Regions from separate parts of the Homo sapiens genome. Here region 2 is linked to region 1. A link is an interaction called in ENCODE POLR2A ChIA-PET data of the cell type or tissue named here. Cell type or tissue: PC-3. All regions are shown on one strand. Links, peaks and the distances in the headings refer to the core of each region. The heading gives the core; the rest is flanking DNA.

Evidence for each region. ChIA-PET counts read pairs that join two places held together with the same protein. Peaks named below come from ENCODE experiments on the same cell type or tissue, not always from the same donor. Only the 100,000 strongest peaks of a DNase experiment are listed, where the experiment ranks them.
Region 2: POLR2A ChIA-PET joins it to region 1 with 31 read pairs; 9 of 35 experiments call an interaction of 5 or more read pairs at or near these places.

What each region holds. Positions count from the first base shown.
Region 1 is chr17:46,039,381-46,042,191 of GRCh38, reverse strand. It overlaps KANSL1 (KAT8 regulatory NSL complex subunit 1), which reads left to right. Exons shown (of 15, transcript NM_015443.4): 8 at 2,308-2,490. Among named protein-coding and RNA genes, the nearest start is that of STH, 42 kb to the right of the region's middle. In PC-3, for the core only: no CTCF peak of the experiment used is centred there; no DNase peak of the experiment used is centred there.
Region 2 is chr17:46,099,722-46,102,532 of GRCh38, reverse strand. The region is part of intron 2 of KANSL1 (KAT8 regulatory NSL complex subunit 1); the gene reads left to right. Among named protein-coding and RNA genes, the nearest start is that of KANSL1, 92 kb to the left of the region's middle. In PC-3, for the core only: no CTCF peak of the experiment used is centred there; no DNase peak of the experiment used is centred there; H3K27ac peaks cover 797 bases.

The DNA.
Region 1 (2,811 bases), core at 28-2,527:
GGCTCACGCCTGTAATCCCAGCACTTTGGGAGGCCGAGGCAGGTGGATCACGAGGTCGAGATCGAGACCATCCTGGCTAACACAGTGAAACCCCGTCTCTACTGAAAATACAGAAAACTAGCCGGGCGAGGTGGCGGGTGCCTGTAGTCCCACCTACTCAGGAGGCTGAGGCAGGAGAATGGCATGAACCTGGGAAGCGGAGCTTGCAGTGAGCCGAGATGGTACCACTGCACTCCAGCCTGGGCGACAGCAAGACTCCGTCTCAAAAAAAAAAAAATATACACACACACACACACACACACACACACACACAAAATAAATTTCTAATAGTTCTAGAAGACATGCTATCAGTGACTGGAATTTGTAATTATTTTTGAAAGATGGATAAAGACAAGATAACTGTGAAGAAATAAATAGAAAGATAGCCCAAAGCACATGCCAGGAGTAAGTTGCTGTGAGGTGGGAACTGATTACAGGAGGTTTTTGACCCAGAATTAAAGGGCAGAAGGAGTAGTGATAGGACCTGGGCATTTGTCTGGGTGATAAATTTGGACTCATTTTGGAATAGCTAGGTTAGATTTTCCTTTCCTGTCCTCTCACCCCACCAGAGCCTTCTTCCTTGAAGTAGTGGTGTTTCATTCTATTCTGAAGCAGTGGATAGGGACTCTGGCGGGAACTTCTGAGCATGCCCCAAGTGGTTACCGATTCCCAGGAGGAACTGGGAGGTGAGGAAAAATGTGCTGGCTTTTAGATTTGAATATCCCTGGAAAGCTTTGCAGAAGCTTGAAAACAGACTCACACCGCTATCCATGGTGGTGAAATGTCAGAATATTGAAAACATGAAAAGGAAAATCTAAAAGTTGTACATCAGCACCAGAGGTTCCAGTCAGAGTAATAGGCAAGAAGTAAAAAAGGAATACAGATTGGAAAGAAAAGGTAAAACAGTCTCCATTTGTAGATGATGTACTTATGTCTATAGAAAATCCTACTGAATAAACAAGAAAAAGTCTATAACGAAGTAGTTTCACAGGCTACAAGGTCATTATATAGCAGTTTATTGTACTTCTATATACTAGTAATGAAGAACTGAAGTTGAAATTTTAAAAGGTACTATCTTTAATCATTTCCATCTGAGACTTTTGTCAGCCTGGCCTTCACTGCCCGTATTTCTATCAGTATTTTGGTCAAAACCATTTAACAAATCTCTAAGAAGTTCCAGACTTTCCCTCATCTTCCTGTCTTCTTCTGAACCCTGCAAACTCTTCCAACTTCTGCCCATCAGAAAACATTAATTCTTAGGAATAAACTTAACAAATTGTATTTAAGACCGGTATGTCAACAATAACTAAACGCTGTCAAGAGAAAATCAAGACAAACGTAAATAGATGGAGAGAGAGATACCACGTCAGTCGATTGAAAGATTCAGTATTGGTGGTGGAACACATGGAAGTTGTCCCCAAATTGATCTGTAGAGTCAGTGTAATACCACAAGTTTGTTGTTGTTTTTTGCAGAAGCTTAAAAGGCAAAAACCAGACCACCTACAAGTAAGAAAGAATCCGATTCCCTCTTAAATATAGCACTGGATATTAGAATACACGGAAGAATTGAATAGCTTTAAATGTTTGAGAGGAAAATGGTTTAAATCTAGAAATTCCTTTTCTAAAGGAATTGCTCAAGGATATATTCTTGGGAAAAATCTAAGAAAATGGAAAGATAAGAAACAGCATAAAAAATTCAGTCCAAAAGATGTTGATTTGTGATATTGAACATTAACCAGTCAGCTAAAAATCCCCGATAATCTCATGATGGGAATTGGCGGAGCCACAGAGGAAGGAAAGAGAGAATGGTATGTAGTTCTTATTTGGAGAGAGTATGTAGTACTCAGTACAGTGCCTGATAACATAGATAATGAATATTGTTGAATAATTGCATCCTGATTAACTTTATATTGATAGAAAAGAAGTAGGCTTAAATATGTTTTTAAATCTCTAGAATAGAAACAGGATGTTTTCAAACCAGTAAATTCAACAAACAAGGATACAAGAACAAAAACTCCATCAACCAAACCAAAAAGGTGTCTTGTTTTGTTTCCCTTTGGGACTTGAAAGTAAAAAGCTAAAGTGACCTGCTTGCAAATAGAAGAATGACCTTCAGTAATGTTCACGTAAACAGATCTTCCATATGACAGCACTTGCCCTGCCAAGTGTCAGGCCACTGGGCAAATTAAAGGAGGATGGAGTGTAGGTCTTGAACACTAGAGAGGCCAGGTGTTTGGACTAACCTGTAGCATTTTATGTTTCTTGCAGATGTTCCCACAAGCCTGCATTTCCAGAGCATGCTGAAATCTCAGTGGCAGAACAAGCCTTTTGACAAAATCAAACCTCCCAAAAAGTTATCGCTTAAGCACAGAGCACCCATGCCGGGCAGTCTGCCAGATTCAGCTCGTAAGGACAGGCACAAATTGGTCAGCTCCTTCCTAACAACAGCCAGTAAGTGTCAGGGAGCCGGGAAGTCCCCCAGAGTATCAGTGACTTTTCATTCCTTTTATATTCTCAAATTTGTAGTTTGCATGCATGTTGGGGTTGGGAGAGGCAGTTGACCGATAAAAAATTCAGCTCACAGTGACTGCTTCTGCTTGTCTTGGATGCTCTCAGATGGACTTCGGGAGCTATTCTAGACACCATGGATCTTGGAGCAAGACCCAAAATGCTCAGTGAACAGCCAGCAATGGCATGGCATTGAGTTCATCTACGGGCAGGTGTCTTCTGTATCCTGGTGACATGTTTCTCTGGTTCTGGGCTCCCTGTGCC
Region 2 (2,811 bases), core at 292-2,791, 60 kb before region 1:
CACACCTGTAACTGCAGCACTTTGGGAGGCTGAGGCAGACGGATCATTTGAGGTCAGGAGTTCGAGACCAGCCTGGCCAACACGGCAAAACCCCATCTCTACTAAAAACACAAAAATTAGCCAGGCATGGTGACAGGCACCTGTAATCCCAGCTACTCAGGAGGCTGAGGCAGGAAAATCACTTGAACCCGAGAGGCAGAGGTTGCAGTGAGCTGAGATCGTGCCTCTGCACTCCAGCCTGGGTGACAGAGCGAGATTCCATCTCAAAAAAAAAAGTATTGGCTCTGGTACATTTGTTCCACATTACTACAGATATCTGTAGAAAGCTGACACAACCTAGGTCATGTGACAGATGAGAATGGGTTAAGACGAAGTATGTATCCGAGTTTTTTCCTGGGTTTTACTTTACAACTAAAATGTGGGATATTTAACTCTGGACAGTTTGGTTCTCTTCTTTTTCTCCTTGTGCTTTATCCCCTCCATCTTTTTAAATTTGGTGGTAATGTCACTGATAATGCAATGTCTATTCTAATAGACTACTTTGATTTTTCTGTTTAGAGTGGAACTTTTAGATGACTCTAAAGTTCAAAGCTCAAGAAACTCTCAGAATATGGCTTGTTGCTAACTGAAAACACTTGTTTCCTGAATTTATCTGAGAGGTTTTTCTTTAATCTTATTCTGTTTTTCTTCCTTTTTTGTACCTTTTTGATACGGAATTTAAATCCATGGTTATAATGACTAAATTGTTATTTCTTTTTTTTTTTTTTTTTTTTTTTTTGTAGACAGAGTCTTGCTCTGTCCCCCAGGCTGGAGAGCAGTGGCACGATCTCGACTCACTGTAACCTCTGCCTCCCGGGTTCAAGCGATTCTCCTGCCTCAGCCTCCTGAGTAGCTGGGATTACAGGCGCGTGCTACTAAGCCCGGCTAATTTTTTTTTGTATTTTTAGTAGAGACGGGGTTTCACTATGTTAGTCAGGCTGATCTCAGACTCCTTATCTTGTGATCTGCCTGCCTCGGCCTCCCAAAGTGCTGGGATTACAGGCCTGAGCCACCGTGCCCAGCTGACTAAATTGTTATTCTTATCTAATACATACATTTTAGGTTGCAGTTAGGATTACATCATTGTATGGCTATCACAACTTTGTGAAGCAGATGTTGTTCTTATTTGCAGAGGTCAATTTATATGTTTAGGATCACATAAAGTAAGTAAAAGTGAGAACTTGTCTCCTGATCTTCCCTCTGTTTCACACTGCTTTTGAGCTAGGTAGTGAGTACTTGTGAGTGGTTTTTTGTTTTTGTTTTTTTCATGTGACTCAGCAATTTCAAGATTTCTCATTCCTGCCCCACAGTGACCCTAACTCTTACCCTGAAAACTGTTAATCTGGCAATTGTACGCTCTGGGATGATCTCAGTTTTATTTGAATCTTTTGGTTTTTAAAAGTTATCTAAATAACCTGGAGATTTCAGAACTTAGATGTCTCAGGATTTCCTGCACACTTGGAAGTAGCACATAATCCTTTGTCAATTTATCTACCAGTGTGAATGTAGCACTGTGTAGCTCACTGTGAACAGTCATTTTACTTTAGTTGGCTAATAGAACCTTTGTTTCATTAAAAGGAAAGAATCGAGATGGGACTGAAATCAGAATCAAAGTTGAAATTACCACCATTCGGGTTTTTCTGGCATGTTTGTTGCCTTAATGAGATTTAAAAAAATTTATGTTAATACATCAGGGAAGAGAAGCATAATCCACCAGCCCTGTTCTACTGGATTGACATACAAATTTCCCATCTTAGAATAGAATTAGGTGACTTAATTAGAGGCACTAGGCCTGGTAGTCAACATGTGGTGTTCCATGTGGTTCAATGTCTAGCTTTTGGTGCTACTTATCTAATAAATACAAAAGAGTTGATCTATTGATAATCCCTTTTAAACCCATTGACTATTAATAACTTTAAAGAACTAAAAACAAAAATTAATTTTTAGCCAACATGTAAGCTGAACCCTGAATTTGCAAGGAAAAAAATTAATTACTTTTACTGTATGGTTTAAGTGTGTTTATAGAGGGCGCTTTTTTTTTTTTTTTTTGGGGAGAGGGAGTCTCACTCTGTTGTACAGGCTGAAGGGCAGTGGCGTGTGGTCTGGGCCCACGGCAGCCTCCGTCACCTCCTGGATTCAAGCAATTCTCCTGCCTCAGCCTCCTATGTAGCTGGGATTACAGGCGTGCGCGACTACGTCTGGATAATTTTTTTTATTTTTAGTAGAGATGGGGTTTCACCATAGATTTCACCAATGAGAAGTCTTAAAATTGTTGAGTCACATGAAGAAAACAACAAAAAACCATTCACAGGTACTCACTACCTAGCTCAAAAGCAGTGTGAAACAAACACAGGAAAGATCTATGTTCTTAGAGTCAACAGAGCATTCTCAATTCTCTGTGGTAATAGTCTAACTGTGTAAAAAGAACGATTAAAGTACAAGTTCATAGCTAATGAAATATTTATATACAACAAATATTTCTTATGTAAACCAATACTAGCACATAGCTGGTTAACATTAAGGTGTACTATTCATGTGGTGTCACAAAAGCAAATATTGATACTGCATTTAGGTAACCAAAAAGTAATTCATCATGTAACATTTTAATGAATTTTTGTATAGCACATGGTGACAAAGCCATTTTTACCAATAAAAAGTTTATAAAAGCAATGAGCAAAATACGAGTTGAAAAGAATTCCCACTCAGGTGATAACTACAGTATATATAGTACATGTTTTTGTATGGACTAGGATAAAGCACACGGTAAAATCA